Regions from separate parts of the Homo sapiens genome. Here region 2 is linked to region 1. The links are chromatin contacts, found by Hi-C or POLR2A ChIA-PET in ENCODE. All regions are on one chromosome and are shown on one strand. Each heading gives the region's core, a stretch centred on a gene start or an enhancer-like site at or near the end of the contact. The rest is flanking DNA. Distances are from core to core; before and after follow the strand shown. Region 1 overlaps KIAA1217. Region 2 overlaps KIAA1217.

The links. A loop is a pair of places that touch in the nucleus more often than their neighbours do. ChIA-PET counts read pairs that join two places held with the same protein, here RNA polymerase II (POLR2A). Pooled maps may share reads with other maps.
Region 2: a map of MCF 10A shows a loop between it and region 1 (2.3-fold over the local background). The contact joins two enhancer-like sites. A Hi-C loop is called at or near these places in 1 of 168 maps with a recorded cell type or tissue (MCF 10A) and 3 of 50 pooled maps. POLR2A ChIA-PET finds 5 or more read pairs at or near these places in 2 of 52 experiments (AG04450 and MCF 10A).

The regions. Positions count from the first base shown.
Region 1 is chr10:24,466,909-24,473,001 of GRCh38, forward strand. All of the region lies in intron 5 of KIAA1217, which reads left to right. Among named protein-coding and RNA genes, the nearest start is that of MIR603, 190 kb to the left of the region's middle. Within about 2 kb of position 3,248, at least 8 of the 41 ENCODE cell types and tissues checked have a DNase peak (open chromatin) inside an H3K27ac peak, as active enhancers do.
Region 2 is chr10:24,357,379-24,363,471 of GRCh38, forward strand. All of the region lies in intron 2 of KIAA1217, which reads left to right. Among named protein-coding and RNA genes, the nearest start is that of MIR603, 85 kb to the left of the region's middle. RefSeq lists enhancers at 3,131-3,210, 3,241-3,300. Within about 2 kb of position 3,318, at least 3 of the 41 ENCODE cell types and tissues checked have a DNase peak (open chromatin) inside an H3K27ac peak, as active enhancers do.

The DNA of each region.
Region 1 (6,093 bases), core at 1,998-4,497:
AGGGTGGGGTTTGAAATACAACAAACTGTACATAATATTCCTTTTCCACAAGCAATATATATATATATAAATGCTCCACAGACATGATTACATGAGGCAGTTTCCCAAGATGATTTTAAACAAATATTTTTTATACTAGGTTTTTTTTTTCTGGAAACAATTTTAATATGTTGTTTCTTATCTTACGTTCAAGAAACTTCTGAATGAGTGATATTCGATTTGACTTATGGTTCTTTTGGGAAATAATATATAGCTACATGTAAGAATTTCTAACTCAGACTTCAGATCTTAATTTGAAATGGCCCCAGATATTTTCTGGTGTTTCAGAAGTATGGTGTAAACAGCATTTTGATCCGTGTGCAGTCTGTGGGCAGGGACACCTGCCTGTCAGCCTGCTATTATGATGAGGCTCTTGAAGAAACTACCCTCTTTCTAAGAACTGGAAGAACTCAAATAATGAAGAGACAATAGAGGTTTGGGCAGTAATGGAAAGAAGAAAAGACAGTGCCTAGCCAAGCAGATGAATGAGGTAGAACAGTCTTGTTCATACATTGCCATTATATCTAGTGCAGTTGAATGAACATTTTCTGTGTCTGGGCTTAGGTGCAGGCAAATAGTTATCTGTGTTGTATTCAGATAAGGGGTTAGAAGAATCTTTATTTTTCTGTGTCGGTCATCTCTTTCTTGCTGTAAAATGAAATTGTTTAAAGCTTACATTATGACATTAGTGTTGAAATTCTGTGGGGAAAAAGTGTCAATGGTACAACATAGCTAGTTACTTAAACTCACTAAGGGAAAAGAGATGATAAGATTAGTAGCATCAGAGAGATCAGTGGCAGAATAAGGGACTGGGATATATTAATGTGAATGGCAACTCGTATGTGTGTATGTGTATGTGTGTGTGTATGTGTGTGTGTGTGTGTGTGTGTGTTGCTTATTTATTTTCTTTGTAAGTTTAGTATAATTTTCTCCCACAAGGTCTGACTTTGAGTACCAGCGCAGGAAAAACCCAGTATGTATTTAATGCCATGTCTTTACTCATTAGCCAAATAACAGTTAAAAACCAAAACAAAATAAATCTGTGTTGGTGACAGATTCTAGGAAGATCTCTCCTTAGTAAGAATACCCGCAGCAAAGGCTGGGTTTGTTTTAAACTGTGAATTATACAATCTTAACCATCATGCTGCTTCCATCTATCAGATTCTGGAGTCTCTAAATTCTACTTTTTATTGCAAGTGTGACCTTGGAAATCACATTGAAGACTTGAAAACATCCCTCCAGTGATGTCCCCTTACCTTCCCCCACATCCTAAGAGCGAGTTGCCTTAGGTTGGTCCCTGTCTTTTATGGTAGGATTCCCAAGTTGTCTGATCGTAAGGGTTCATTCTAGTTGTGGTTTTAAAACAAATGTTTCCCACTCTATATTGGGATCATTGTGTCATTTTTCTTCTTGGGCTCTGTTTAGAGCCAAGGATGAAATACATGATCCTGGTTCTTTTTAAAACTCCGTCTTAGAAAGTCAGTCACAGCTTGGCAAACCAACATAAGAATTCTGCCAAGACTTCCAACATCTAAGTCACCTGTGTTGATAGAGACATTCAACCTCAGATTACCAATTCTGTCACAACCGAATGTTTGTATTCAGCGCCACTGTGGATAACTCAGATTGATGGTGACTCTTTCGGTGACCCTTTTGGATGATGGCAAGATTATTTTGAAGTGGACAGGGCAGGGAAGACACACAGGATTAGCTCCAGATCCGGGCTGCTGACTGTTCATGGCAAGCAGCCGTCCTCATTGGCTGAGGTCCCATTCTGGTTGGTTGGTGTCCATGCCATACTGGATATTAGCTGTAAAATATTTCGACTATCACTGGTGTTTCCCACATGAATGCCCAATACAATGTATCAGAATTACTTTTAGTTAATTGTTATATTTCTTTCTAATCTCATCTATACATACCACTAGTAAATCTATTGAGATATTCTAGTTAGATCTTTAAATGTTTCATTTTAAAGGTTATTTATATATCTCCTAACCATTTTTTGCATGTCACCAAGCATGTTTTTAAAATACCTATGTAAATACCTTTGCTGTTTTCAAAGAAATGTACTCAACTTTTTATGAATTTAAATAAATTTTACATTTTCTTTTTACTAATATTATTTATCCTTCTGGACAGTTCTATACTCTCTAGAATATTTTATTTTATTTTATTTTACTTTATTTTATTGGAGACAGAGAGTCTTGCTGTGTCGCCCAGGTTGGAGTACTGTGGTGTATTCTTGGCTCACTGCAACCTCCGCCTCCCAGGCTCAAGCAATTCGTGTGCCTCAGCCTCCTGAGTAGCTGGATTACAGGCGCATGCACTGCGCCTGGCTAATTTTTGTATTTTTTTATAGAGACAGGGTTTTGCCATGTTGCCCAAGCTGGTCTCAAACTCCTGGCCTCAAGTGATCCGCCCACCTCAGCCTCCCAAAATGTTGGGATTATAGGCGTGAACCACTGCACCGAGACCCTAGAATCTTAATGTCCCTTTTTACACTCCTGCCAAAAAGAGGAAAGCTTCTGCTGGTTAATTGGGATCGTAGTCCCCCAGATAAAGATGTACTCTGAAGGTGGCTAAGGAAGGAAAAGAGAACAGGGAATAGTGACTGACCTAGTTAGGACTGTTGTTCATACCAAGAGGGTTCTAGATATTATATTGATTGATTGATTGATTGAGACAGAGTCTCACTTTGTCACCCAGGCTGGAGTGCAGTGGTATTATCTCGGCTCACTGCAACCTCCACCTCCCGGGTTCAAGCAATTCTCCTGCCTCAGCCTCCCGAGTAGCTAGGACTACAGGTGCATGCCACCATGCCCAGCTAATTTTTGTATTATTAGTAGAGAGGGGGTTTTGCCACGTTGGCCAGGCTGGTCTCGAACTCCTGACCTCAAGTGATCCGCCTGCCTCGGCCTCCCAAAGTGCTGGGATTACAGGCCTGAGCCACTGTGCCCAGGCAGTTCTACATATTTTAAATATTTTTCTGGAATTAATAACAATAATGACAACAGTACCTACCATTTGTTGTATGTGATTTGCCTTGGACACTGTGTAATGCTTTATAAACAGTGGCATATTTGAGTCGATGTGATGAATTTATCTCGATGTTTGTTTTGGTTGGTTATTGCATTGTGTAATCTGATTATGTGGAGAATTTGCCCACATATCCGCTGCTCGCTGAGCCAGTCCCTCCTGTATTTTATGACCTGTGAAGCCCTGTGCTGCTTCCTGCTGAGCCATACTTTGCTTTTTATTGAGCCCTGAATTGTGAAGGCAGAGTGAGAGAGGTATTTATAGAGGATCCGTGTCGCTCTCCTGCAAAACCTGTGTCACGCGGTTGCCCAGCCTCCCTGGAATGAGCATCAGTCAGGTGTATTATCATGCAATGACCTTGGGACTGTTCCTTCTGGTCTAAAGCACTGAGCACCTGAGTCATGAGGGTGTCCAATGAGCAGGGAGGTCCTCATGGGCTGGAGCATCAGGGCAGGGGCCATGCAGAGCAGACGCACCTGGAGCCTGACCTCGAACCTTCATATGGATCCCCAAGAACTAGCACATGGGGAGAGAGACCCTGGAGTGAGGACAGCATCAGGATATCACAAGTTAGGTTTAGAGAAGGGAGAACAGATTAGCCTATCATAATGGGAGCTCTGTGTGTGTTTTGGGAGGGGAGTAGAGAGGAAGTGGAGATAAAATTGTAATTGTGAGGGAGGAGCCTGCATACTCCAGGGGGCCCAGAAATAGCCCCTATAGGAGCCAAGAGGCCAATTCCGTGGTGCCCAGGTCATGTATTCAAAAAGGGCTCCCTTTTGTTGCTACATATTAGCACCTTATTTGCACTTCTCATTGGTCACTTTCATTATGAAATCCACTTGTCTATGTAAAACTTGCAGGGCAGGGATTCTACACCGCTGGATCCTTCCAGGAGCAAGATAAGGAAGCCATGGGAGTCCCACTGGTTGTTCCTGCATTCTTATCTACGAAGTTTAAGAAAGAAGGTGCCCTCTCCATGGCGCTTGGGAGTTTCCATGGAACTTGGGGGCTTCTTTAGAACTGTATCCTAGAATAACCCCAGGCACTTACCAAGTGCTTGGTAAATACTCTTTACTACATGCAGTGAATTTTTGTGATAAAGAAGCAGTTAGTTTGTATCCTGTGCATTAGGCTCTGTTTCATTTTCAACCTTCTCCTGGTGCCTCTACTATCCCTACTGTCTTCCACATCATCCACATCATGGGGTCTCTTGGCTGCTCATCTTGGTTCTTGCCATTCAAGCCCCCACCTCTTTCCTCGGGTCCCTCCCTCATCCACCCTCCAACCATTTATACCCTTCTTCTCTGTCACATCTCCTGGAAGTCAGGATAGGGACTGTGGGCTCCTGTGACCTCACCAATAGAACTTGAAGAATGGATGGAGCCTGTCTCTCCTTCCCTCAGTTATTTGGAGAATCTCAGTGGTCATTTCCCCACTGCACCTTGACCAAAGCAAAAATATATGAAATCATCATATCCTGAGTTATTTTTTTTTTTATTCTACTCCCTTGCTAAACACAGTAACATAGTTGCAAATTACAGTTGACCATTGAACAAGGTGGGAGTTAGGGATGCTAAGTCCCCCACACACAGTAAAAAAAAAAATCAGTGTAGAGGCCAGGTGCAGTGGCTCATGCCTATAATCCCAGCACTGTGGGAGGCCGAGGCAGGCAGATCACCTGAGGTCAGGAGTTCAAGACTAGCCGGGCCAACATGGAGAAACCCCGTCTCTACTAAAAATGCAAAAATTAGCTGGGTGTGGTGGCACATGCCTGTAATCCCAGCTATTTGGGAGGCTGAGGTAGGAGAATCACTTGAACCCAGGAGGTGGAGATTGCAGTGACTGAGCTGAGATTGCGCCACTGCACTCCAGCCTGGGAGACAGAGCAAGACTCCATCTCAAAAAAAAAAAAAAAAAAAAAAAATCTGTGTAGAACTTTTACCTCCCCGCAAACTTAACTACTCACAGCCTACTGTTGACCAGAACACTTACAGATGACTTGAATGGTCGATTAACGCATAGCTTGAATGTTATATATATTATATACTGTATTCACATAATCAAGTAAGCTAGAGAAAAGCAAATGTTCTTAAGTAAACCATAAGGAAGAAAAAAATGTGTTTCCTTTCTATTAAGTGGAAGTGGATCATCATAAAGGTCTTCATCCTCGTCAACTTCATGTTGAATAGGTGAGAAGGAGGAAGAGAAGGGCTTGGCCTTGCTCTCTCAGGAGTGGCAGGGGAGGGAGGATATCTGTGTATCAGTCAACCTGCACAGTTCAAAGCTGTGTTCTTCAAGGGTCCACTGCCATTGTACTCTTATTGCTTAATTATTTCCTTCCAGCCTCTCCATGCTGATTTCTCATAGGCTCAAATGAAGAGTTGGTGAATGAATGAAACTTCCCTTCCAGGTTTTCCCCCATGCATCTCCTTTCCCCCTGCTCATCTCCCTAGATTGTATCCACTTTGAAAGATGGGAAACATGGTTACTATTTCCCAGGGCTAACAGTAGAAAAACGTGCTCAGGACAAGTTTTAGAAGACTCAGCGTGAGCACTATTGATACACTAGACCTGCATTTATTAAGCAGCATCTCTAAGAAGCTGTGACATTAAAATTTAAGCCACCACACTATTTTTTCCTGAAATCCCACAAAATTGCACTCTCCATCAGGTGTATTCATTTCTTGTGGTTGCTGTAACAAATTACCATAAATTTAGTGGCTTAAAACGTCATGATTTTTTTAAACACCATAGGTGTATCATTTTACTTTTATGGAGATCAGAAGTCCTTAATGGATTTTGCACATCAATATCAATGTGTCGGCAGGGTCATCCTCCCTCTGGAGGCTCCAGAGTGGGATCCATTTCCTCACCTTTTCCAGCTTCTAGCAGCTGCCCACATTCCTTGGCTCATGGCCCCTTCTCATAGCACCTTCCAAACTCTTCTAACCCTACTTCCATCAGCATAGATCTCCCCTGGAGCTGATTTCCCTGCCTCCTTCCTCCGCATATAAA
Region 2 (6,093 bases), core at 2,068-4,567, 110 kb before region 1:
TATCCCACCTCTTTTCCCTATTAAAATTCTTACCTTTGGCCGGGCCCAAGCTTGAGAAGGCCACTCCTAAAGCAAGGCCCCTTTGGACTAGGGCCTGGGCAAGAGTTAACTGGCACCTGCTATGCCAGCACAAAGCTTAATTCCCCTGCAGCAGCACACCCGCAGGCAGCTATTGAAGCAAGGATGGAATGTCTTACAATACAAAGCCTTTGTAATAATGAGAGGGAAATAGAAACCAGAGGTTTGCAAGCTCTTTTTTTCTTGGGGGGTTCTGAGTATTTTTGTTTAACTTAAGTTTCGTGTTCCAAGGAAGGGGCGTTTTAGTGAAAATTGTGAAGGGAAACCCTGCCAAACAGAAATTCCTTATAGGATGAGTATTTTCCTCCTTTCAAGGTGTGAGAGCGACCAAGAAGCAATAACGCATAGGGGAGTCGGGGTGATAGATTGGAATGCTCTTGGCTGGAGTGTGATTGGTGTCTGGAAGTGAGTCCCAGCAGGTTGGCTGGTGAGGCCATGTGAGCATTGGGCCTGTTCCAGGGCTGTGAAGTGTGCAGGCTTGCTTGAGGCTGTAGGCACCACTGCCTGAGCCATGCACGTAAACTCCCCAGACCCTAAGAGTAGTTTACTGTCAGGGGGTAAGCCCCCAAATCAAGCAAGCTGCACAGAGCCAAGACTCCCAAGAACCAATGCCTTCTTCCAGCCTTTCATTCATTCATTCTGTAAGTGAAAACTCAGCGTGGATGTGGATGAAGATATTCATGCCTTTGTGATCATTACATTTCAGTGTGTGGGTGCAAGGGGAAGGAGACAGATAAGAAGTGAGCAAATAAGTAAAGTATCTAGTGTGTCTAGGGGTTTTAAATGTTATGGAGGCAAAAATAAGCAGAGTTCTCAAGGAACTGGTCATCCCGATGTCCATGGGCTGCACTTGGTTGGGGCAGTTCTAAGAGTATCTGTCACACTTGCAGAGACGACCTGGGTCAACTCTTCCCAGGCACTTTGTAGAACACCGGGCAGGGATACTTCAATTTCACTCTTTGTTAACTGGGAATGTGGAGGCTTAGGAAAGAACTCTGAGATTTGTGAATGTGATACCAGTCCTCCTATAGTTAACCAATGTGTTTGTTCATTCTCATACACTCTTGCATTTGTATGAGAATATTAACTATTTCAAAGCTCTCATAAATCTATTGCATCATTTTAGTCTTATATCAAAGTAGGAAGGGTGGATATTGAGACACAAAATTGAAGATCAATGACTGTGCTGTGGCATGGGTTGTCCAGTCAGGACAGTGGCCATACACAGTGGTTGGCCATAGTGAAAACTGGCTGAATAGTCACCCTGTATATGACAGGTTTGCTTTGCAATTTGTTTTTTGTTTGTTTATTTTTTGCATTGCAATGGCAAGGTCATAGAAATAATCTTGTCACCCTTCAAACTCACTACTTTGAAAGCCAGCACTCCATTGTATGCATATATATACACATACACACACAAAGTGTACTTGTTTTGTTTTTTTAAAAATCAGTCTCCTTACTTTGACCCATGAGAACAGGAGCACACAGGAGTTCAGACATATCCATTGGCCACATAGTACCTGAGATCTGTGAATGAGATCACAGTCGTCCTATAGTTAGCCAATGTGTTTGTTCATTCTAATACTTTCTTTCTTTCTTTTTTCTTTTCTTTTCTTTCTTTCTTTCTTTTTTTTTTTTTTTTTGTTTTTTTGAGATAGAGTCTCACTCTGTCACCCAGGCTGGAGTGCAGTGGTGCTATCTTGGCTCACTGCAACCTCCACCTCCTAAGCTCAAGTGATTCTCGTGCCTCAGCCTCCCAAGTAGCTGGGACTACAGGCGTGTGCCACAAAACCCAATTAATTTTTTGTGTGTTTTTTGTAAATACGGAGTCTCAGCATGTTGGCCAGGCTGGTCTCCAACTCCTGGCCTCAAGTGATCTGCCCGCCTCGGCCTCCCAAAGTGTCGGGATTACAGGCATGAGCCACCATGCCTGACTTAGCTTTCATTTGATGAGAATATTAATTATTTCAAATTGCTCATAAATCTGCATTACTGTATGTCAGATATTGGCTTTAGCATTTTTCTCAAGTTATTTCATACAACAAAGTATAATATAAACATCATTATTACTATGTCATGAATGAAGAAAGTGTACATGAAACATGCCTAAGGTAATATGCCCAAAGTCTCACAGATAGTAAGTGTTGAAAATGAAGCTTACGCCCAGTTCTTTCTCTTTCCAGAAATTATACTTTCAACCACTATCCTATATTCACTATAGGATTACTTTAGATTCTAAGATTCCTTAGGAAATTAGAAATTCTTAGAATTAGAAGCTGTTGGGATATCACCCTGAACTCTTTTTTGTTAAATGTTGCTGCTTTTTAGTTTATTTACCCTTGAAGGTCTTTGAGGCTTTATATTTTATTATTGTTATATCAACTATAATTCTTAGTGTGACTTATAAAGTCTCACAAGGCTACGTAATTTTATTCCATCTTTAAGTATTTTAAACAGTTAGAAAAGGAATTATATTACAATTAGATTTCTCAATTTAGTAGCTCTTTTTTTTTAACCCAAATAATCAGAAATTACTTTGCTCCCCCAGTTACTGACAGACTGTGTATCTTTAGGATATAATTACTTTTTTTTTTTTTTTTTTTTTTTTGAGACAGACTCTTACTCTGTCGCCCAGGCCGGAGTACAGTGGCACAATCTGGGATCACTGCAACCTCTACCTCCCGGGTTCAAGCGATTCTTGTGCCTCAGCTTCCCGAGTAGCTGGGATTACAGGCACACGCCACCATACCCGGCTAATTCTTTGTACTTTTAGTAGAGATGGGGTTTCACCATGTTGGCCAGGCTGGTCTTGAACTCCTGACCTCAAGTGATCCACCCACCTTTGCCTCCCAAAGTGCTGGGATCCTGTCACGCCCGGCCAAGATAGAATTACTTTCAAGACTATTTCCCAACGTTTGGTCTTGTTATATTCTTTAGTTTTGTGTCATGAGGCTACTAATTTTTTATTCCTCAGTGGTAACTTTATGAAATCTCTTAGACTTGCAGCAATCAAGCCTCTCCCTTCTATCGTGGGCTTTAACTATGCAAGCAGTCAGCCCATTACAGTTTTTTCACAGACTGGTTACATTCAGCCCGAGTTTGAACCAGGGCCATTTGGGGGCATTTGGAGAGGATGAAGATGGACCAAAAGCAATCAGTTGACCTGTGTCTTGTTTCCTCTTGAATTTGGGATTTCAGCTGCCTCCTTTGATTATGCTGGAGACTGTATCATACTCGCTAGGTTCAGGGCACCCCCTTGTGGTGCAACTCGAAACGTAATCAACGTGAGGAAACAGAATGATGGCCAAATGACGAGGAATGAAGAGGCCACGCATGTAGATATGATTTTATTGTTCTTCCCATTTTTAAAACTCTCAAATCAAATCTCCTGTTTTTCTCCTGTTGTTTCAAATTTATCAGTAGTTATTTCAATGCTAAGTGGTTTTTTTTTTTTGGAGGTAGAAACAAATCAGAAAAGCAAGCACAAATAATTTAATGCTACATCTCGGGAGTTTTTAAAAAAATTTTATTACAAAAGTAACCATGGATATTCTAGGAATGTTAGAAATAATAGACTAAGAGTAGGAGAATTATTTACAATCCCATGACCCACATAGAATACTTGTGTTAATATTTTGGTGTATATCCTTCTCCTATTTTTTTCTAGGCACATAGACTCAAAGGAAAGAAACCACATGCCACAAGCACATGCCATTTTTTTTTCTTATTTATGTTATTTTATTTTTTGAGACAGGGTCTAACACTGTCACCCCGGGCTGGAGTGTAGTGGCGCAATCACAGGTCACTGAAGCCTCAACCTACTCAGGCTCAGGTAATCCTCCCACCTCAGCCTCCCAAGTAGTTGGTACTGCAGGCAGACGCCACCATGCCTGGCGAATTTTTGTATTATTTGTAGAGATGAGGTTGCAACATGTTGCGCAGGCTGGCCTTGAGCTCCTAGGCTCAAGCGATCTTCCCACCTTGGCCTCCCAAAGTGCTGAATTTACAGGTGTGAGCCACAGTGCCCAGCCCATTGTTTTCTAATATGATTTTATCCACTTAATTATATGTGTGAACTTCTTTCCCTCCTGTTACATGATAGCTACTTCATCATTGCATGTGGTTGCCTGGTTTTGTTGGTTCCACTGTGTGTGGGCAAATACCATATCATGCAGGGCCTCCTTGTAGATAACTGTAGATTATTTTCTTGGGTTCTTTATTAGAAATAGAATGGCTGGGCCAGGGGCGATGGCTCACGCCTGTAATCCCAGCCCTTTGGGAGGCCGAGGCGGGAAGATCACGAGGTCAGGAGATCGAGACCATCCGGGCTAACATGGTGAAACCCCGTCTCTACTAAAAATACAAAAAATTAGCCAGGCGTGGTGGCGGGCGCCTGTAGTCCCAGCTACTCGGAAGGCTGAGGCAGGAGAATGGCGTGAACCAGGGAGGCGGAGCTTGCAGGTTCGGGCCACTGCAAGATCGGGCCACTGCACTCCAGCCTGGGCGACACAGCGAGACTCTGTCTCAAAAAAAAAAAAAAAAAAAAAAGAAAGAAAGAAAAAGAAATAGAATGGCTGTATCAAAAAGATATGCAAAATTGTCTTCTTGTTCATTTGTTAAAATAGAGCATCTTTTTGAGAATGCAATTTTTTTTAAATCTGCAAGTTCCTAACATTTGCATCCTTAGTCTGTGTTAGGAATTGTGTACAGTGTTTCACATGCCTGGATCTCACTTCATCCTCCCAGCAACCTATTATGATCCATTGCCACACCAACTTGCTGATGAGGAAAGTGGGGCTTAAGGAAATTAAAGAGCTGTTGTGGGACTTCCAAAGCAGAAGACAGTAGGCTTTCAGAAATTTGATAAAAATAGCACTTTGCATTTCTTGAATCTTGAGCTAAATGGAAATTAATACTAAACATTCTCCACTGGTAAAATAGAGAATAAGGATATTAACAGTAAAAGAAAAGAAGAAGAAAAGGAAATGTGCTTCCACAGATTTAGAAACATAAGTAACAATCTAAGTTAAGGCTTTGGCGATTAGATCTTCATGTTGGAAGATATGCTGGATGGCTCAGTGATTTGCTGTGCAATTACAAACCCGAGACAATTTGTAATACAAAGAGCTTTTCATGAGATCTTACATTTTTTTATGAATATATTTTCGTTTACCATGGTTAGTCTCCTAACTGGTTAAATTGCTTCCAGAGAGTCAAAATTTGACTCTATGTAAAGTGACATCAGAAAGTCTCTAATTTCTGGGCCGGGCGCGGTGGCTCACGCCTATAATCCCAGCACTTTGAGAGGCCAGGGTAGGCAGATCACTTGAGGCCCGGAGTTCGATACCAGCCTGGCCAGCATGGCAAAACCCTATCTCTACTAAAAATACAAAAATTAGCCAGGCAGAGGTTACAGTGAGCTGAGATCATGCCACTGCACTCCAGCCTGGGTGACAGAGTGAAACTGTCTCAAATTTAATTAAAAAAAAAGAAGAAGAAGAAAAGAAAATCTTTAATTTGTGAACAAAAGTGGAACTTTGGGTGAGTGCTTAAATTTTAGCAGCCTCCAGAGTTTCCTGATGTTACTCCCTAGAGATCAACAATTCACTTTTTCCCTCCTTTACTGATACTTTTCTTTGTGCCTTGTTATAGAATTATATTTATTATAGAAAACCCTGAAATAGACATAGCAAAAGAAATAAAATAAATATCGCTTGTCATTCAGACCGTTTGAAGTACTGTACGTGTGTCATTCATTTCTGGTTCTCTCCACTACATTTGCTCATTGTGTGGTTACCCAATATTTATTATTCTTGAGCAATTCTTCTCAGACTCATCAGCATTAGGAAAGAAACTCTGAACCCCTTTCCCTTCCTGCCACATTTAGCCTTTCAAAGAGATCTCAAGTGCCATTTAGTACAACAACAATGTCTGAAGTTTCTTTTTGCCATTTTCTTATGATAGCTGATGAATTTATTAGGAGTCTCTGAAATAATAAATGCTCTTCTGTTTAAT